Linked DNA regions of Homo sapiens: region 2 is linked to region 1. Evidence: read pairs that join two places in POLR2A ChIA-PET (ENCODE). Cell type or tissue: Panc1. All regions are shown on one strand. Links, peaks and the distances in the headings refer to the core of each region. The heading gives the core; the rest is flanking DNA. Region 1 overlaps GLS (glutaminase). Region 2 holds the start of ANKAR (ankyrin and armadillo repeat containing).

The links. Peaks named below come from ENCODE experiments on the same cell type or tissue, not always from the same donor. Only the 100,000 strongest peaks of a DNase experiment are listed, where the experiment ranks them.
Region 2: POLR2A ChIA-PET joins it to region 1 with 15 read pairs; 2 of 35 experiments call an interaction of 5 or more read pairs at or near these places.

What each region holds. Positions count from the first base shown.
Region 1 is chr2:190,933,864-190,944,848 of GRCh38, forward strand. All of the region lies in intron 14 of GLS (glutaminase), which reads left to right. Among named protein-coding and RNA genes, the nearest start is that of GLS, 59 kb to the left of the region's middle. In Panc1, for the core only: no CTCF peak of the experiment used is centred there; no DNase peak of the experiment used is centred there.
Region 2 is chr2:189,669,076-189,680,060 of GRCh38, forward strand. It overlaps ASNSD1 (asparagine synthetase domain containing 1), which reads left to right. Exons shown (of 6, transcript NM_019048.4): 6 at 1,366-1,756. The coding sequence ends at 1,651. ANKAR (ankyrin and armadillo repeat containing) reads left to right here and starts at 5,595. Exons shown (of 23, transcript NM_001378068.1): 1 at 5,595-5,755; 2 at 7,381-8,016. The coding sequence starts at 7,416. It overlaps LOC105373793 (a long non-coding RNA gene), which reads right to left and starts at 5,210. Exons shown (of 2, transcript XR_923692.3): 1 at 4,756-5,210; 2 at 4,045-4,318. RefSeq lists a silencer at 5,251-5,670 and an enhancer at 5,721-5,980. In Panc1, for the core only: a CTCF peak has its summit at 5,409 (motif pointing right); a DNase peak (open chromatin) is centred at 5,516; H3K4me3 peaks cover 1,611 bases; H3K27ac peaks cover 1,104 bases.

The DNA.
Region 1 (10,985 bases), core at 981-8,980:
TAGTCTGCAGGTAGTAAGTATGCTACTAAAATACGTTAGATCTAAATCCTTTTATTTGGTATAAAAATGCAATATTGAGAATCAAAACTTGTTTTTAAGAGAACTATAGATTCTACACAACCTGATTTCAAGTAATTATTCATAGTATTTATAGTTGTCTTGGCAAAGTGATTGTAAAATTCTGTAGGACCTATTCACACTTCTTCCTTCTTCCATATACTTCTCTGGTTTTCCCCATAGTTCCCCTATAATTTCAAGTTTGTTGAAACCTGTTAATTTTAGTGGGGGATTAGAAGAAAAACTTGGTGGTTTCTTAGCATGATGGTGTATGTATGTGGTAATGGAAAGTCTGTAAAAGTAAATATAGTGTAGCAAAAAAGATTTCACTGAGTATTTTAGATACTAGTGCAAATAAAGATAGAAAATCTTGATCATAATGTCTTAAGTTTGGGAACTGTGATATTAAGAAAAGAAATTCCCTTCTAGAGGTGCTGGCCAAAAAGCCTTTTGGGCTAACTTAAGTATTAAATTTATATATTTAAATAATTATATTTTAAGTTGTAGAGGATTTTCCCAAGGATTTTATGCTTACTTGAATGTTCTTTGAATGTTCAGATGCATATCCTAACTGGATGCTTCTCAAGGCCTTACTGCATATTTGTGTTGCATATTTATGTTAGTTGCACCAGGGCCATTTGTAGTTTGGGCAACCGAATGCCTTAATTGGAAAAAAGGCATTGTGGTTTCCCCTATGATCTAAATTGTTACATTTTACCATTTCATTCCGAAGTTGGTTTTACTTTATTAAATGAAGATTTAGTTTTCATATCGTATACATAGCTGTATAGATTTCAAAATTAGGTTGTTAATTTGTGTCACTTACTATTTTTGTGTTGGTAATGCTTTAAATGCATACTTAAAAATGAAGTACTGTTATCTAAGCTACTGTGTTTAGAAAATGTTAAGAATGAGCAGAAATTTTTATAGAAAAGTATAAACGGAAGAAGAGATAAGATACTGCGAATAGGCCCTCAAACTTAAAAAAGAAAAAACTTTGCCAGTTTTAAGGACATATTTTGATTCTTTCAGTATTCTTAACACCTTTTTAAACAAAGTTCTTGATAGTACCCACTATTATTGGGTTTGTTTTATGCCATTATTGATTCTTGATATTCAAGCATTTACAATGTAGCATATTTGATTTTCTTTTTTCTTTCTTTTTTTGGCATCATTAACATTTCATTTGAAATGCATATTGTTCTTGAAGTACTTTGTTTTTAGCATAAATGTTGTGCATTTTATCTTAGTGTTTGGATGAAAACATTTGTGTTGTTTAGCTTTCATTTGCTTTGTATATTTAATAATGTACCTTTATTTTCCAGTATGCCTACATTTTGTATTGCACAATAAATTTATTTTAAGCTGATTTTATTGTTTTTTTTGTTTTGTTTTGTTTTGTTTTTATAAAAGCAACTTCAACATTTTAAGTACAAATACAGTTGGGATTTTAACTTAGAAAAAATTATTCTTTATGAAGATACTGTTAAAGTGTTTGCTATTCTGAAGCTGCCTCAAAGTAAACTAGAAATATTCAAAAGGGCTTTATTTGATTTTTTAAAATGCAATATAGCATTAGTGGTTTTTTTGGGAGGAGGACTTTTCTTATTGGTTGTACTAGAAGTATTTGAATAAAAACTTTTCTCTCAATTTTTTTGGTGGTTTTTCCATTTGGTAACTTTAAAAAAAGTGCAACCCTATTTGTAGGTTATTTCTGCTTTCTGAGGAGGAATATTGTTGTTATTCACTATGTAACTCTCATTTTATCTGTTGTTGCCTAAATAATAGGAAAAACATTGCTAAACCAAATGAAGAGTATCATCATATTGCTTTAGAATAAAACTGTTAATCTCAGTAGAATTTATATTAAACAGAATGACAGTGATACAGAAATTCACCTTAACTGGTTTCTGAGGGGATTACATTTTCAGAAGGAATTTTGTATATTTCCACAGCATGATCCAAATTATAGTACAAATTATAGAGGCTCCATGTATTGTAGGTCAAATATAGTACTTTACATTTTTATGTTTAATTAAATCTGCCATTCATATTCTGGAGATTCCTGAATATATTGTAGAAGTTTTAAAACTATTTGAAAGGGGAAATACTGTTGTTTACATGAATTTGTATTAATCTGTGGGATTTTTAAATGAAGTTCTTTTAGAATTAGTTAATAAGGAGTTCCAGTATAATGATATATTCAATATATGTAACAGTTTATGATTACTTGCTTTTAAAGATTTTTTTAAAAAATTTATTTGAAGTAAAGAGAGAGGAGACTTAAAATACCTGGTGATCTTGATCTGACAGTGTATATTTAATAGGCATATATTTATGTGGAAAGAACTGCTGAAATATACTGATATGTCAGCCTATATCCTGATAATTTATATATAATGTGTGGGTTGCATATGTTTGTGCATATGTATATACGTTTGTGCATACATATATATGATTTCCTTATCTATGTACCTTAATCTACCCATTCATATTCTGAAAATGATGAGCAGTTCTTTTCACATTGTGTACTATGTATAAATTATTCATTGATCTATTCCTGTTCCAAGCTTTGACACAAAAGAACCCCTAAAATTTTTGCTGCCCTAGAATTGGTAAAGTATAACATACTTTACTTCTTCAATTTGACTTTAAAGATTTGTGGTTTCTGTTACCATTCCCATTCACTACCAGGACTGCCAGGGTAAGAGAGTAACTAACAATATTGGGGGAACTCTGGAAAAGTGAAACCAAGAATATTAGATTTCATGTGGAATTTAAAGCACTTTCCAAAATGTATTATAAGGAAGGATTGTATTTTTTAAATTGTTTTTGACTTAAAAGAAGTAATGCACTTATATTGAGCAGTTTATGGAACAGTTTTATTTAGTTACTGTGGTACAGTTTTTAGTTTTAAGAATCTGTTTTACTATTCATCTGTAAAAAGTTTGGTTTTTCTCCTACATGGCCTTGAAAATGCTAGAAAGCATTTTTTAAAGGTATACGATCAGAATACTTAACGTGTGATTTCTTCTCAATTACTTCTCTACCATTTTATATTTAATGTTGTATTTGCATTGTGTAATAAAACCAAAACCAGATGTTGGAGATGTAGCATAAATGGAAATTTGTTACCATGCATGATGGCCTTATGCTCAGATTTTCATTTAGACTTACTGAGAATGGACTTTACCTTACTCGGTCTTTTCTCTGTCATGTAGTTCAAGGGCAAAATTATACATAAACATACACTCAAGTATATCCAAGTTCAACTATTTTTCTTTTATTTCAAATTGTAACAAAGTTAAAAACCTTTGTTTGTTAACATTGCTTAGAAATGGAAGGAATTTAATTAGAAATGGAAGGAATTTAATTGGGTTGGGGGAAGTTCTTTTATTTTATACCCCAACCTCCAGCTAGTAGTTTATTAATCTGAATACCATAAAATGCACATGACTTTGAGAAATTTAGAAAACTACTCTAAGAGGATCTGAGGCAATATTTATCCAACATGAAACAGCGGGCAAAATGTGATGTTTCGTAGAGTTCTTAACTTTTTAAATAGTAATAGAAAAGGTACTTATTTTTAAAATAGTATGTTAAGTAGACTGATTATAAATGCTTATTTAACAAAGTGATTCTGTTACTATGGTCTTAAAATGTTTTCTATTTTATGAACATAGGAGAGGAAGAGAATTTAAGTTGACTTTGTTTGCCATTTCTATTTTGTAGATTGTAGATCTACTTTAGTAATTTTTGTAAGTTGTAGCTAATAGAGATTTTTTAAATATGCCATGTATAGAAAACCTGTTTTCATAAAAAACTTTATAATGGCTTCCTGATCCATTAACCCTTAACCAAAATGAATAGGATACTAATTAGCACTTGGATTGCATTGCTTTTTTGGCGGAATCTGTGGGTTTTTTTTTTTTTTTTTGTAAATTTCATTCACCAGTAAATTACAGAATACTTATTATTGAAAACCATCATGTATTGCTTTAAAACAAAAGTTATAATCTTGCCCTCAAAAGGCAAGCGTTAGAAACAGGTGAGCTGGTGCCAACTGCTTCTGTCGGTTAATCTTGTAACATTTTTACTATACATTTAACTCTAAATCTCATTTACTAATTATGGAATTTTTTTAAAGAAAAATTATATACCACATCTCAATGGCAAAGAATAATTCATTGTATTTATTTTTAAGCCATATTTCAATATCTGAGGATATGATTTTTCTGTACATAGTATGATTAAAAATAATGGTATTTTTTCATTAGGTATTTACCTTGCTGAAACACTTTCAGGCCTTAAAACCACAGATAATTAAAATTATCTATTTGGAAGGCTTAGCTTTTGAAAGAAAAAATTCTTACCCAAAGTAGTTTTTAAATTTCTATTTTCATATTATGTTTCTGGTGATTTATGTTTATATAATGAAAATCTCCTCTGCACAGCAATTATATTTGGAATCCTGAGCTATAATTAAATTTATATTCTGTAAAACAGCCGAAGGCTTTCTTTTGTTTTTAAAACATAGTCCAACCTTTCTAGAATTTTGATGTACTTTTATTTACCATAATCTTATATATTTTTTAGAATCACAGATTTGAATTTGAAAGTAATCTTAAATGTTACCTGGTACAGACTCCCACCCCACTCAGCCCCCTTTTCCAGGTTTCCTAGCACTTTGCTTTTTCTATTAGCATATTTAGATTTTTTTCTCTTGAGGGGGTTGGTCTGTTTTGTGTTTTGTTAGGATGGACTTTCTGTTTGTAGATGTTTCTGTTTGTGGTTTAGTTTTAATGAGAGAAGCATAATTGGCAGTAGTTAATGTGACTATAAGTTATTTGGCAGATGGTACCATCAGCATTTATTAAAACTAATTGTATTTTTCTAGTAAGCAGTCTTATGTCCCAGTTGTTAAAAATTAGTAAAGTTAGAAGTAAATGTTAAAGTTACACAGTAGTTCTAAAAATAAAACATTACCCTGCAATCTTTGAAAGAAAACTGTAGCAGAAATGTAAATCTAAAAATAAATGTTACATCACTGGCTTTTTAAAATAAATTCCTTTGAGGTTAGATTAAATATATAAGTAAAACGATTTTAAATAAATAGAAGACTAGTCAAGTTCTAAACAAATGGTTTCTTAAGAAAAATTTGTTTTCTTTGCATGTTAGCTCTTGGAAAACATGCAAAATATCTAGCTACTTCCCTTGTTTATTTTAGACATTTGGATCTGTGAGTGGCCCCCAAGTTTCCTAATTTGTCTGTTTATTTACTCTGTCTATAGTACATGTTGTCTTCAGTATCAATCTCCATTTCATAGTTCTGGAGTTTTAATATTTATGAAGGACTGTGTGTATTGAGTTCTTGAAATATGTTAACTTTTGAAAGGCTTTGTTGACTTACAAAATGTTAAAACTTAAATATTGTTGCTCTCAAAATATTATAGTATTGGTTTCTTAATTCTGAAAATTTAAACTGCCTGAGTAGCTCTTCTCCCTACAAGTTTCAGTATAAACTCATTCAATATAAAGTCTGCTTGCTTTTATATTATGCATTCCAAAATAAAAATGATGAAATATTAGTATCAGTTACACAAATGTAACTACTCACATTTGAACCATTTTATTGTAAAATTCAACTTTCAATTATGATAATCAGTCTCTTGCTGAACTTTTTAGATCTAGATGAGAATTATAAATTTTTGTTATTTTATATGTGTTATATGTGTTTATATATGTTTTATATTGTGTTATTTCACAAATCATCACAAAAGGGCAATTTCAAAGATTCTTTTGAGAGGACAGCTTAAAGCTTAATCCTTAAGGCTTGACTTTCTTCTATTAAATGAGATTGATACCTAAAATCATGGTATAAATTATTAATTGAATTCCACCCAAGTTCTGTTGTTTTGTTCTTTCTCACAGTCATTCCAAATTAAAGATTTTAGTTGAAAAACTCAGAATATATTATCTAAATTTCAAATATTCTATTTTTTATTGTTTCATATTATAATTTATTTTGGGCCAAAATGAGGTAATTTAAAAAATTATATCAAAGTTACTCAGGAAATGGGTTTTCAGTTCCGTATCTTTATATATGTTCACTTCCAAATCTTTTGATGTTGACATTTGCCATTGTAGTTTAATTTTCTTTAAAAAGTTCGAAAGAAAACCACACATGAAATGTAAAAGTCCAAATTTCTCTTCTTCAGTATAATATAGCTTATTCTTTATTTATTATTTTACTTAGATCCTTGAAGTATATGCATCATTGATCCAGGTCTATGCACAAGATTTATAATGTAAATAAAGAATGAACTAAATAATACTGTTTGAGATGAATATTTGAATTGAGATGAATAAACGTTGCATCTAATGCACAATGAAACTTCATTGACATCTGATGAAATTACAGTACAAGTGATTTTGTTAACATTCTATGGTGACTAATACTATTAATCCTTTTTAATCATACCAATAAAATATTTCTGCCTTAATGTCTCTTTTTACTGGACTATGAAGAAACAATTCTGCTGTTAAAGGATAACCAAAAAAATAACTTCCACCTATCTGAATGCCCTTATTCTGGCAAATTAGCAGTTTTATTGTAGACGTACCCACTTTAAGTTGCTCTGCTTCTCTTCTAGAATTGCTTTTGTAATAAGTGTAAATTTGTAGTCAGATAACTCATTGCTTTTATGAAGTTGCTTTCCCACTTGTGTGACCTTAAGAAAGTGGCTGAAGTCCAGGATTCTTCTGGCTTCCTGGTTTCCATTTCAATATTTTCAATCCCTGTTTTACTTAGTTAGCAAACTTTTTTTTTTTTTTAATGCCTTCTAAATAGGAATTTTGTTCTCCTCATGTTGTTTTCTTCTCTTCATTTCTGGTACCCAACCAATATCCAAGATTAGATCCCTCTATATAAATGAAAATGTATAACCTTTAAAATTATTTTCTTTTGGTCTTTTTTTCTACCAAGTAAGAACTAAAAAAGATTACCATCCCCCTCAGCATTTCACTAGTTTTTGTTCAAACAGCACACAAACAGAATTATTTCAAGATATTTAGCTAATTAAATTTGATTGTGCAATTCAGATCTATATAAATTAACCTTAGCATTATTCCTGTGCTTTATTATTCACTGATAGGTTCTTATTCAACTAATGTTTATTTCTTGCCTAATATGTGCCAGAAACCGTGAAGTGTTTAGGATATGCAGTGAGTGGTTAATGAGACAAGTATGATCCAACTTGTGTTTGCAATTAAGCAGGGATACAGGTACTGAATAAATACTGAAAATAATTAAAATGGTAATAAGTGATTTGTTAATACTGATGCATGTAGATCTAATTCATTTTAAATGTTACAAAATAAGTTACAAAATGGTATATGCCATATGATGCTATTTTTGTACATCTATAATAAACTTTATGAGACACAAATATGCAATGTAGTTACTAATAAAACTATAAGAACATGAACACCAATCTTTAGATAAAGCTTACTGCCAGGAGGGAATGGAATGGATGCAGAGAGCATGGTTAGCTGTATCTTTAATGTTTCATTTCTTTAAAAAATATTTCAGCAAATATAATGATAATGATAGAAAAGTAAAAAAATGCTAGGAGAGGGTACAATAAGAACTTGTTTTGTCTGGGTGGTTAAATATGGTTGGTTTTCACTGGAAGGTAATACAGTGTGTAAGTTTTGAAGGAGTCAGAGGAAATATGGAATAGTGTTAATAGGCTAGTCTGACTTGAAGGCCCCAGAACAGGAAGGAGTTTAGCACATTTGAGAAGGGGAAAGAAGAAGGCAAATGCGCTGAAGAAGAGTGAGGTGAGGTGGATGGAGATTGGCTGTGGATGACTCCTAAGAGATGGGGCCATATTATGTAGAGTGGGCCTTCTCATATTTCGATGTACATCAGAATTGTTAGAGTGTCTTAATTTTAAAATACAGCTAGCTTCCTGGGGCCCATTCCTACAGTTGGATTCAAAAATCTAAATGTTTAATGTGCACCCCAGGTGCTTCTGCTGTAGGTTGTCCTCAGGACACAGTTTGGGAGACATTTCTGAAAGGTCTTATATGCTATATTAAGAATTTTGGACTTTATTCAGAGTTTAGTGTGAAACTTTGAAGACTTTTTTTTTTTTTTTTTTTTTTTTTTTTTTGAGACGGAGTCTTGCTCTGTCTCCCAGGCTGGAGTGCAGTGGAGTGATCTTGGCTCACTGCAAGCTCCGCCTCCCGGGTTCACACCATTCTCCTGCCTCAGCCTCCCGAGTAGCTGGGATTACAGGGGCCTGCCTCCACGCCTGGCTAATTTTTTGTATTTTTTAGTAGAGACGGGGTTTCACCATGTTAGCCAAGATGGTCTCGATCTCCTGACCTCGTGATCCGCCCGCCTCGGTCTCCCAAAATGCTGGGATTACAGGCGTGAGCCACCACACCCGGCTGAAACTTTGAAGACTTTAAAAAAGGGGAGAGAATGATTTGGTTTTTAAATACTGCTCTGCGGAGAATGGATTAAAGAGAGAGAAAGTTGAAGTTTTGGACTCGAGATGTGTTGGTGGCTTGGACTAGAGGTGAGAGAAATAGGTAAATAAGAGATGTGTTTAAGAAATAGGATTGGCAGCACTTGGTGATCGTTTTTGGTGGGTGAAAAGGAATGCGATATCAAGCTGACTACCAGGTTTTTAGTATGAGCAACAGGGCCAAAGCTGCTGCATTAACTAAGATGGAGAACACTGGAAAAGCAAACCTTGGGAGTATGGGAAGAAATTAGTTTAACTTTGGCTATTGTAACAATGAAGGATCTGTTTGATTGTGGATATCAGGAGGTTGATTGACAGTGCTTTAAACATATGGGGGTTATTTTTCTAATATAACAGAAAGTCTCAGGGACTATCAGGGAAACCAACCAGGGCTAGTGCCATTAGTAAGGTAAACTTCTGTTACACAAGCCTTAAGTGTGTTGATCTTAGAAATCACGCCTATCAACTTAGAGTTGCAAGGTGGCTGTTTCATCTTTAGCCTCACCTGTATGGCCAAAGTGGGAGAAAAAGAAAAGAGTGATATCTAAATCTAAAGAAAGAAGCTTTACTGGAAACTCACCTGACGCTCATTGACCAGACTAACTGCAAGGGAATCTGGGAAAGTGTTTTTAATTGGACACAATACTACCTTTAACAAATAGAGGTTCTGTTAGTATGGAAGGGGTGGGTAGTGGATAATGGTTAGACAACTATCAGTATGTAGAAGCTAGCTAATGTTTGAGATATTTGTGAGATATCTAAGTAGTGATGTTGAGTAAGCAGTCAGATTTAGGCCTAAAACTTAGAGCAGTGTAAGTTGGAGCTATAATTTTGTGAGTGGTCAGTATGAAGAGTAGTATTTGAAGCTGGGGTGGTGTGTGAGATTGCTTAAGGTGATAGTATAAAGTGATAAGGAAAGTGTATCAAAGACAGAACCCTAAGAAACCATCATTTTAAAGGTAAGATAGAGTAGGAGAGGCTTCCACTAGGGAAAGGTGGCCAGAGAAGAGAAAATCCAGCATAGTGCAATATCAGCAGTCAAGGAAAGAGTATTTTAAGGAGTTTGGAGCATTGAACTGTATGAAAGCATAGATAATTTAGTAAGATGAGGGTTTTATATTTACATGATGTCCTTTCTAAATTTTTTTTAGATAGAACAATTGCTTTATTTTTTAGTGTCTTAAAATATGCTTTTCTCCAGCAATTTTCTGTATTATATGTTGGAGGAGCCTGCTATGTAATTTGAATAATAAAGTGGCTATGAAAGTGCTTTGAAAAGTTACAGCATTAGAGAAACATACTGTTATTACACCTCTTCTGTGAGTATGCTCCATAAAGCACACATGTTGAACGTTTCACAATAGAAATGTGAAATAAACATTGAAGAATATAGGGAGTTAAGTAAGGCTCTGGAGACCAGTGAAAATGAGGGATTTCTTTTCTAACATTAAAGCAATTAGTAAAGATTGTGTTAGTATTGTGGGTTGGAATAACTATAGAAAACTCAAGTCCATGTGCCTGGCTTTGTTATAGTAGCAGGATTTGAGGCATGCTAAGAGAAATAGGACCTTAAACTCTGAATTGAAACCATAATTCTTCCTGTATGAATGCTAAAACCGTGTTGTTTCACAGCAGGAAGAGAACCTCATCTATTTTCAGGGACCTTGTTTGTATTTATTTATTTTTAATTTACACAAAATGGTGTCTTTGTAAGAATAGTTTGATTCCAATGGCCTGGATTTTTTTTTTTTGTTTAATATGTGTATTTGGTGATGAATGTCTTCTCTTCCTGTCTTAAATTCGCTTTTAAGTTCTTTGACTTTTGGGTTTTATGTACTTGTTTTTTAAATATAGCACTTTATCATTCCAGAAATGTGGAACCTTGTCCTCTATCCTAACACACTAATGTAATATTCACTAATGTTCATGAACTTTTACAAAAACTTGTTTGTATAATAGTGGGAGAAGACCAGAAAGATAGTGAATGAGAAACTTTGATAGTTGTCTGTGCAATACAGATATGCTTAAGGTCTGCAGTTTTGTTCTTTGGAGGAGTAGCTGTCTTTGTCTTTGCTCATTGCTATTTTTCTTCTCTTCTGCTTTCTGGCTTATTGATTAGGAGTGCTGTTTTTCAGACCACACAAAGATATATTGTTAGCTACTTTTATAATTGGATATATAAAGAGGGATGCTTATGACCTCATTGGTATCTTTTTAGACCATTCATTGGTGTTTACTGGAATAATATGCCACTGAGAAAAGAAGTTATTTATTTGCTGCCAGTAGCGTAACAGTCATATTTGCTTTTATTCACATTCACCCAACTCACATTTCATTTTTAAAGTTTTAAATGCAAAGAATAAAGGTAATAACTTTTTCTATTTGTCATTT
Region 2 (10,985 bases), core at 954-8,953, 1.3 Mb before region 1:
TCTTTGACTTCATTGTTTCTTGTCTCTACTTCAGTCTTTTCCTCTTTCCACTGACTTGTAGTTGCCTTTACACAGTTGTCTTTCTTAAGTTTCTGGTCCTAGCCCATGTAAAAGTTTAGCTACTATGTCATTATTCTGTCATAATTTTCAAGATTTCACTATAAACTGATAACTAATGCCATAATAAAGTCCGTAAACTGTTAAACTGTTTTCTCTTTGAAGGACATGAGAGAGGTAGAAATTCAGTCTGTTATTTCAGCTAGGTCATAGAGAAAGGAATTTGTCTAGTAAAAGCCCTTACTTATGAAAGTATTATATTATGCTCAAATAAAAATGCATATGAAGAATGTTTAAAGCAGCTAATACAGAATTGTGATATAACAAATATAGTGGCTAGATCTAAATAATTTATTACGTATCTTGACATACATATTAACAGTAGTGTGTTGATTTGATTCTCTAGTTAAATTTGCTTTTGCAACTCATTCATTTTTATGTAATATTCCAGATAACAAATGTCTTTGTCCTTTCCAATCTCTTAACCTAGAATAGGATGTAATAAAACGGAAACACTAGTGTAACTGTATTGCATTTTGAGATGTGGGATGGTGGGTGTTAAAGTATTTTAAACAGAAAAAGAACATAATTTTCTAGAAATTGGGGAAGGAAAAGGGCAGAAAGTTTTTTTTTAATCGAATATTTTGTTTCTAGGTCATCCCAGAATTTAGGGGAAAAAAATCTAATATTTTGTTCTGTTACAGTAATTTATCACCATTTAATTGGTTTAAGTATAATTAAACAATTTTGAGTAACAAAATTTTACCATAAGTGTTTTGCAGGTTCAGGACTGTGGAGCCCTTCTATATTGGTTCCATATCCCTAAAGTGTCATTTCTTTAGACCTGATAAAGATCAGACACAGATTGAATAGTTAGTTAAGATCATGCTCGTAGGCTAGGTGCGGTGGCTCACTCCTGTATTCCCAGCACTTTGGGAGGCCAAAGCAGGTGGGTCACTTGAGTTCAGGAGTCCGAGACCAGCCTGGGCAATGTGGCGAAATCTCATCTCTACCAACAAATACAAAGATTAGCTGGGTGCGGTAGTGCTCACCTAGGCAAAAAAAAAAAAAAAAAATCATGTTTGTTTTCAAGGCCTCCACAAAGATACCTTGTAAAACAATTTGAAATTATTTCTGGACACAATAAACCTAATTTATTTATTGAGATTTAGACTATTTTGTAGTATATGTATTAAAATTAGTCATGTTGTGAAACAATTTGGTTAAATTTTAGCTATAAAACTGTGTATAAATCAAAGCAGGTTGATTTTATTTTTACATAGTGGTTATATTATCTGTCTATTTTAGATTTCCTTTCCTGGATGAAAATGTTGTCTCCTTTCTAAATTCTCTGCCGATTTGGGAAAAAGCAAACTTGACTTTACCCCGAGGAATTGGTGAAAAATTACTTTTACGCCTTGCAGCTGTGGAACTTGGTCTTACAGCCTCTGCTCTTCTGCCCAAACGGGCCATGCAGTTTGGATCAAGAATTGCAAAAATGGAAAAAATTAATGAAAAGGCATCTGATAAATGTGGACGGCTCCAAATCATGTCCTTAGAAAATCTTTCTATTGAAAAGGAGACTAAATTGTAATGTGATTCACAATGTAACAATATAAAAATAAGTTTTTATATAATTATATAAAAGTAAGATACTCTGCTGCTTTACTATTGTATAACATAGTAGTTTTAAAGTTCATTTGGTTGAATTTTCATTTTTTCCTGTCACAGAGCTTCTAAAACCATGGAATTTCCTTAGTGATAGGGAATATCTTTTGTTGTTCATAATAAGCCCCTTTTGATCACACCTGAGTTTATGCTAATGCGTTGACTTAGGGTGAGGTCTCTAAATAGCCTTTAACACCTGCAGCTTGGGAGGCCAAGGCAGAGGGATCTCTTGAGTCCAGGAGTTTGAGAACAGCCTGGGCAACATGATGAAACCTCATCTCTACCAAAAAAAAAAAAAAAGTACAGAAAATTAGCTGGGCATGGAAGCATGTGCCTCCCTACTCAAGAGTCTGAGGTGGGAGGATCACTTGAGCCCAGGAAGTTGAAGCTGCAGTGAGGCTAGGATCATACCACTGCACTCCAGCCTGGGCGACAGTGAGACCCTGTCTCTAAAAATAAAAATAAAAACAAAAATAAAAATCAAGTGATTAGAAGAGTTGGAATTTCATCCCCACCCACCAACCTCTGGGAGGGAGAGTGGTGCTGAAAATTAAGGTCTATTAAACTTTATAAAAACTCTTGAACAAGATTTGATGAGCCTCTGGTTTGCTGAACATGTGGAGGTGCTGGGAGTGTGGTATGCCCAGAGAGGACAAGGAAGCTCCCTCTCATCTTAATTTTTTTTAATACTTTGCCTTATGCATCTCTTCAATTTGGCTGTGCCTGAGATGTATCCTATATAATAAGCCAGTAAACATAAGTATTTCTATGAGTGCTGTGAGCCATTCTAGCAAATTATCGAACCTGAATAGGGGGTCATGAAAACCCCCAGTTTATGTAGCTGGTCAATCAGAAGTACCAGAGATCCAGACTTGAAATTGCCATCTAAAGCAGAGACACCTTATGGCACTGAGCCCTTAAATGGAAGGATCTGACACTCACTCCAGGTAGATAGAGGCAGGATTAAACTGTAGGATACCCAGCTGGTATTCAGAGAGCTGGAGAATTGCTTGGTAATTCTCCACACATCTGGTGGAAAAAATCCACACATCTGGTGTCAGAAGTGTTGTGTGAGAGTGAAGAGAAACAGTTTGTTTTCCCAGACTCACTCTCTTTGATCACTCCATCCAGAAATGATTCAGTTCCCTCTCTTCAGGGACCATGGTTTAGACAGGGTCCTGTTTCATGGATAAAAGAACTACAGGTTTAAAGAAGCTAAACAATTTGCTTGAGGTTCATCCTCCTGAACAGTACTTGTTACTTCTATTACATCTTTTTAGGCAGCTCATTTTCCCACCCCAGTAACTTTTAAAGACTACAGTTGACCCCTGAACAACACATTTGAACTGTGCAGTTCCACTTATATGTGGATTTTCTGCCTCTGCCACCCCGAGACAGCCCCTTCTCCTCCTCAGCCTACTCAACCTGAAGACAAGAATAATTACGTCTTCCTCTACTTACTATGTCTTGCCTCTCATCCACAGTCACTCTCTCCACCTTTTTGTCTATTTACTCCAACCTGACATCCACCCACATTACTCAACTGTTAACTGCCATACCAGTGTCACTGTGAAATCTGTCCATTAGGATCGACACCATTTCTGGATCTGGCCACCCTTTGATTCTTTAATCACAGTAGCAAATAAATTTTAGGATCCGGACAAACAGGTCAGTAACCTGGCAAAGGCTTTCACATGCCCCGAATTTATTCCCTGGAAGATGCAATGTTCAACCAAAATTTAGATACTGCCTACATAGCTTTCATCCCTCAATCTGAAAGCAGACAACTTCAAGTGTCTGTGTGGGCCTGAGCACTAAATTGACATTGCTTATATTGGGAGTAGATGAACTTAAGAGGTTTGCCCCACGGCCTAGAATTGAATATTATAACACCAATACAGTTTAATACTGAAAATAGCTATAACTTACATAATGCTATATTCCAGGTGCTACTCTACTCTATGAGATTTAAATGTATTAATCAGTCAAACTTTTATAAGGAATTTCCAGGTCATCTGCTCCACCAGAATACTGAGAGAGACAGAGAGAGGATACACATGCATGTGTGTGAACCCCAAGAGGGCCTGGGCATTTACAACCTTCTGCTATTCAATCCCATTAGCTCTGGGATGGAGTTCTGTGTTGATCCTTTAAAAAATGAGGCATCTCTTTCCGAAGATTTGAGACACATGGAACAAACCATTTGGCTACCCAGGGGGAAACAATCCTTGAAGTAGGAGAATGTACATATATGGTTCATATTTCTTAAGTGCAAACATGCAAATCTTTGTAAAAAAAAAAGCCCTGGAATAGTCCTCATAAATTTATTAATATTTATTTCCATAGTAGCTAAAATAATGACATGGTTACTGGAAGAGAAATTCTGCCCCAAACAGTCACCAAGAACTTCCAAGCTGCTGCATTCAGTGGAAGTTTGTTCTCATCTCCCCTGACCGAGCAGCAGCATCCGATAAAGTTGGCCATTCCTTTTTTTTTTTCCACACACTTCTTTGGCTTCTGTGACCAATTTTGGTTTTCCTCCTGCCTTCTTGGCTGTTCTTTTTGTCTTCTTTGCTGACTTCACTCTCTCTACCTGACGTTTAAATGTTAAATTTCTCAGGTCTCTAATCCTTGGTTCTCAACTCCTCATTCTGCACGCTCTCCCTTGGTGATTTCAACCCCACTCCTGGCTTCAATTACTATAAATCTGCCAAAATTTATACATCTAACCCCTACTGCCATTCTTAGCCCAGAACTGTTTATCTAAAGCATATCTCACATCTCAATTTCTCTCACAGGTACTTCAAGGTCAATTAGTACATAACTGAACTCTTAATCTTGCCCTGATATCCTGTTGCTCCTGACAGAAATGTGGTTCTGACTTGGACACAACCTTCTTTTTCAACATATCCCCAATCTGTCACCAACAGGCAACCTCATTATTTTTCAAATCTGTCCACAGTCCCTGAGCCCCACCTCCACTGCCACTACTGTAGGCTAATCCTTTGGGATGAAATTCAAAATCATTACTCAGCAGCCTGCATGATCTGTCCATCGCGCACCTCAGCAGCTCGGTTTGTGCCCACATCTCTCTTGTTCTCTAAGCAGGGTTTTGCGGTTTCTCAACCATTTCAACTTTGTTCTCACTTCAATTCTTTCTCTCCTGCTGTTCCCTGTTCCTGAAAAGCTACTTGTCCAGTCCTTTGCTTGGGTAGCTCTTTTCCATCTTCTAGGCTCGGAGGGGAAAAGGGCACTTCCTTAGGCAGCCTTTCCTAGCCCTGGGCTAGGTTAGCTTTCATTCGAGTGCTGTCATTCCATCTAATATTGGCACACTGTTAAATATAGCTGTGAGATGATCTGTTCAACTGTAAGCTCCTTGGGGTTTCGTGTCTGCCCTGTTTTCTAGGGTTTCCAGCTTGTAGCTGGGTGCCTGACTCATAATAGGTGTTCCATAAATGCTTGTTGAATGAAAGAATGATGATGGAGGTGGTATTCCAACTCGGGACTGCCTCAACGCCCGGCGCTGTCTCCTCTGCTACTCTGTTTCGGTGTTTTAGCAGAGGCAGATAGTGAGGGCGGCACAGTGCCCACGGCATGCCGCTGGACTAAGCGCTAAGCGGGCTTGGGATGATGCGCACGCGGGGGGTCTGAGCCAGCCAAGGGGCCGGGCGCCGCCTGGGGGCGCTGCGGCTGCTGCGGGACGCACCAGGCCTAGTCGCCCGCAGGCTCCGCCCGAGGAGCAGCCCAGCCACCCCAGGGCCCGGAGGACCAACCGCTTCGACCCGCGCCCGGGCGGCGGCAGTGTTGGCCGGCGAGGCGAGGAGGGCCGGGCCGCCACGGTGGGGCGAAAAGCCCTGAAAGTTCCTCTCAGTTCCTTCCGGTGCGCCTCCCGCTCGCCCTTGCGGAGGCCCTGAGGGCGGATTCAAGGCCCCGCGAGAAGCCATCTGAGGCGGCGACGACTGTTCTCAGCCCCACGGGAACGCCGCGGACGCAGCGTCCCTCTCCCGGACAAGAAAACAGCCATTCTAGAGTAGGTTCCTCCCCTTTCCTTGTTTTTTCCCCTTTCCCGTGCCCATGGCTGACGCGAGCTGCTTTTGGACGTGGGTCCCGGGCTTGACTGGACAGACGTGGGTTCTGTTTCTGAAAGGCGTAAAACCTCAGACTTGTCCTGCAACCTCCTGGTCTCCGTTTTTGCCTCTATAAAGTGGGCATAACAAGGTCTGACTCACTGACCTGGGGTCTCAGGTGTGGCGCCCAAACCAGCACTATCAGCATTTCCTGTAACTTTACTAAAACGCATATTTTCTGGCCCCACTACAGCTCATTGAATCAGAAACTCAGTGGTGGGATTCAGCGATTTGTATTTGAACAAGCCCCAGGTGATTTTGATACAAGCTAAATTTTGAGAACCACTATATAATAGAGACCAATCAGATGAAATAAATCAAACCATTATATAGTAAAGAACCTGGCTCAATAAATAGTAGTTGTGGTTATTATTATTTCAGGAATAGACAGGCATTCATTGGCACAGAAATTGAAGGTTAAGCAAATGCTTCTTTCCTTTTCTTTTTCTTTTTTTTTTCTTTTTTTGAAACAGTGTTTTTCACACTTGTTGCCCAGGCCACCGCAACCTCCGCCTCCTGGGTTCAGCCTCCTGTCTCAAGCCCCGCGAGTAGCTGAGATTACAGGCATGTACGACCACGTTTGGCTAATTTTGTATTTTTAGTAGAGACGGAGTTTCTCCATGTTTGTCAGGCTGTTCTCGAACTCCTGACATCAGTTGATCTGCCCGACTTGGCCTCCCAAAGTGCTGGGATTACACGCATGAGCCACTGCGCCCCACCCTTTTCTTTTCTTTCATGCAGGTCAGTATAGTCTTGCTTTAAAAAACTGAAAACAAAATAAATATCCATATGATTTGGATATTTATCCCCTCCAAATCTCATGTTAAAATAGATTCCCCAATGTTGGAGGTAGGGCTTGGTGCGAGGTGTTTGGATTATGGGGGTGGATCCCTCATGAATGGCTTGGTGCTTTCCTGGCAGAGTGAACTCTACCTCTGAGCTCATGAAAGATCTGGTTGTTTAAGAGTAGACACCTCCCCTTTCTCTCTATTGTTCCGTCTCTTACCATGTGACACACTGGCTCCCCTTCCCCTTCCGCCATGATTGTAAGCTTGGTCTCACAAGAAGCTGAGCAGATGCTGGTGCCATGCTTGTACAGCCTGCAGAATTGTGAGCCAAATAAACCTCTTTTCTTTATAAATTATGCAGTCTCAGGTATTCCTTTATAGCAACACAAACAGACTAACACGAACATATACAAAAGAATGCCTCTCCAACAACAAAATAGGTATGTAACAGTAGCTTCTCACAGATAAACTTAACGTTTCTTTTTGACATACATCTTCTTGTCTTTTGAATTCTTTGAAAAGCAGAACATGGTTAATGATAAAGGTTTTATAATTTTAATTATTTTAATTCAAATTTCAGTTTTCATATACTGCAGTTATTTTTAATTTGAAAACTATAATGGTTGACCATGAAAAATTAATCTTATGTAGGTGAAAGGTACAGATTTATTTCTAGACAAATCCAGTTTCATTGGCATGTCAGATTTTATTGATAATCTTTTCCTTCTTATTCATTGCAGAAGCTTCAAAAAGGACACACTAGATTTAATTAGAAATGTTAAGATTGCCCAAAAAAGGATTACCTAGATTTGAGCAAGTTCAGGATGAAGACACCTACCTGGAAAATTTAGCAATACAAAGAAATGCATCTGCTTTTTTTGAAAAATATGATCGGAGTGAAATACAAGAGTTACTAACTACTGCACTAGTTAGCTGGTTGTCTGCCAAAGAGGATGTGCGCTCTCAAGTAGACCTCCCATGTGGAATTATGAGTCAAATGAATAACGTAGGCTTCTCCACTGCAATCCTACTGACTCCCGTGGACCCTACTGCCCTCTTAGACTATAGAGAGGTCCATCAAATGATAAGAGAGTTGGCTATTGGAATTTATTGCCTAAATCAAATCCCTTCCATCAGTTTAGAAGCTAATTATGATCAGAGTTCTTCTTGTCAATTACCTCCAGCTTATTATGATACCAGAATTGGGCAAATTCTGATCAATATTGACTACATGCTGAAAGCACTATGGCATGGAATATATATGCCCAAAGAAAAACGAGCTAGATTCTCTGAATTGTGGCGTGCCATCATGGACATTGATCCTGATGGAAAACCTCAAACAAATAAAGACATTTTTTCAGAGTTTAGTTCAGCAGGTAAGAGAATTTAACACTTCTTAAATTTTTTTTTTTTTTTTTTGGAACAGAGTCTTACTACGTCACCCAGGGTGGTCACGAACCCCTGAGCTCAAGCCATTCACCCACCTAGGCCTCCCAAAGTGCTAGGATTACAGGCATGAGCCGCTGCACCTGGCCACTTCTTAATTATTTTTATTCAATGCCATTTTTAAAATTTTTAAATTTTATTTCGATAGTTTTTGGGGGAACAGGTGGTTTTTGGTTACATGGCTAAGTTCTTTAGTGGTGATTTCTGAGATTTTGGTGCACCCATCACCTGAGCAGTGTACACTGTACCCCATGTGTAGTCTTTTATCCCTCATTTTCTTCCTACCTTTCCTCTAGAATCCCCAAAGTCCATTATATCATTCTTATGCCTTTGCGTCCTCATAGCTTAGCTCCCACTTATAAGGGAGAACATAAAATATTTGGCTTGCCATTCCTGAGTTACTTCACTTAGAATAATGGTCTCCAACCCCATCCATGTTTCTGTGAATGCCATTATTTAATTCATTTTTATGGCTGAGTAGTATTTCATGGTATATATATTTTCTTTCTTTCTTTTTTTTTTTTTCTTTTTTGGAGATGGGGTCTCCCTGTGTTGAACAGGCTGGCCTCGAACCCCTGGCCTCATATGATCATCCCATCTTGACTTCCTAGAGTGCTAGGATTACAGACATGTGCCACTGCACCTGGCCACCACGTATTCTTTATCTACTCATTGGTTGATGGGCCTTTAGACTGGTTCCATGTTTTTGCAATTGTGAATTGTGCTGCTATAAACATGCATGTGCAAGTGTCTTTTTCATATAGTGACTTCTTTTCCTCTGGGTAGATACCTGGTAGTGGGATTGCTGGATCAAATGGTAGTTCTACATTTAGTTCTTTAAAGAATCTCTATACTGTTTTCCATAGTGGTTGTGCTAGTTTACATTACAATCCCACCAGCAGTGTAAGTATTCCCTTTTCACCACATCCATGCCGACATGTATTATTTTTTTATTTTTAAATTATGGCCATTCTTGCGGGAGTAAGATGGTATCTCAGTGTGGTTTGATTTGCATTTCTCTGATAATTAGTGATGTTGAGCATTTTTCATATGTTTGTTGGCCTTTTGTATATCTTCATTTGAAAATTGTCTATTCATGGCTTTTGCCCACTTTTTGATGGGATTGTTTGTTTTTTTCTTGCTAATTTGTTTGAGTTCCTGGTAGATTCCGGATATTAGTCCTTTGTTGGAAGCATAATTTGCAAATATTTTCTCCTACTCTGTGGGTTGTCTGTTTACTGATTGTTTCTTTTGCTGTTTAGAAGCTTTTTAGTTTAATTAGGTCACATCTATTTATGTTTGTTTTTGTTGCATTTGCTTTTGGGTTCTTGGTCATGAACTGTTTGCCTAAGCCAATGTCTAGAAGGGTTTGTCCGAGTTATCTTCTACAATTTTTATGGTTTCTGGTCTTAGATTTAGTTCTCGATCCATCTCGAGTTGATTTTTATATAAGGTGAGAGATGAGGATCCAGTTTCATGTGGCTTGCCAATTATCCCAGCACCATTTGTTGAATAAGGGTGCCCTTTCCCCACTTTACATTTGTGTTTGCTTTGTCAAAGATCAGTTGCCCATAAGTACTTGGTTTTATTTCCGCGTTCTCTATTCTGTTCCATTGGTCTCTGTGCCTATTTTTATACCAGTACCATGCTGTTTTGTTAACTATAGCCTTGTAGTATAGTTTGAAGTCAGATAATGTGATGCCTCCAGATTTGTTCTTTTTGCTTAGTCTTGCTTTAGCTATGTGGGCTCATTTTGGTTCTATATGACATTTAAGATTATTTTTTCTAGTTCTGTGAGGAATGATGATAGTATTTCTATGAGAATTGCATTGAATCTGTAGATTGCTTTTGGCAGTATGGTCATTTTCACAATATTGATTCTACCCATCCATGAGCATGGGATGTGTTTTCATTTGTTTGTGTCATCAATGATTTCTTTCAGCAGTGTTTTGTAGTTTTCCTTGTAAAAATTATTCACCTCCTTGATTAGGTATATTCCTAAGTATTTTATTTTATGTTATGTTATTTTATTTAACTTTATTTAATTTTGTTTTTTGCAGCTGTTGTAAAAGGGATTGAGTTCTTGATTTGAGTCTCATCTTGTTTGTTGTTGGTGTATAGCAGTGCTACTGATTTGTGTTCATTGATTTTGTATGCTGAAACTTTACTAAATTCCTTTATGGCATCTAAGAGGTTTTTAGATGAATCCTTAGGGTTTTCTAGGCATATGATCTTATCATTGGCAAAAAGCCACAGTTTGACTTCCTCTTTACCAAATTGGATGTCTGTTATTTATTTCTCTTGTCTGATTCCTCTGGCTAGGACTTCCAGTACTATGTTGAATAGAAGTGGTGAGAGTGGGTATCCTTGTCTTGTTCCAGTTCTTAGGGGAAGTGCTTTCAGTGTTTTCCTGTTCAGTATAATGTTGGCTGTGGGTTTGTTATAGAGGACTTTTATTACCTTAAGGTATGTCCCTTCTATGGCCATTTCGTTGAGGGTTTTAATCATAAAGCAATGCTGGATTTTGTCAAATGCTTTTTCTGCATCTATTGAGATGATTTTTGTTTTTGATTCTGTCTGTATGATGTATCACATATATTGACTTGCATATGTTAAACCATCCCTTCATCCCTGGCACGAAACCCACTTGATCATGGCGTATTATCTTTCTGATATGCTGTCAGATTCCGTTAGTATTTTCTTGAGGATTTTTGCATCCATGTTCATCATGGATATTGGTCTGTAGTTTTCTTTTTTTGTTATGTCCTTTCCTGGTTTGGATATTAGGGTGATACTGGCTTCATAGAATAATGTAGGGAGAATTCCCTCTTTATCTTTTGGAATAGTTTCAGTAAGACTGATACCAGTTCTTCTTTGAATGTCTGATAGAATGCAGCTG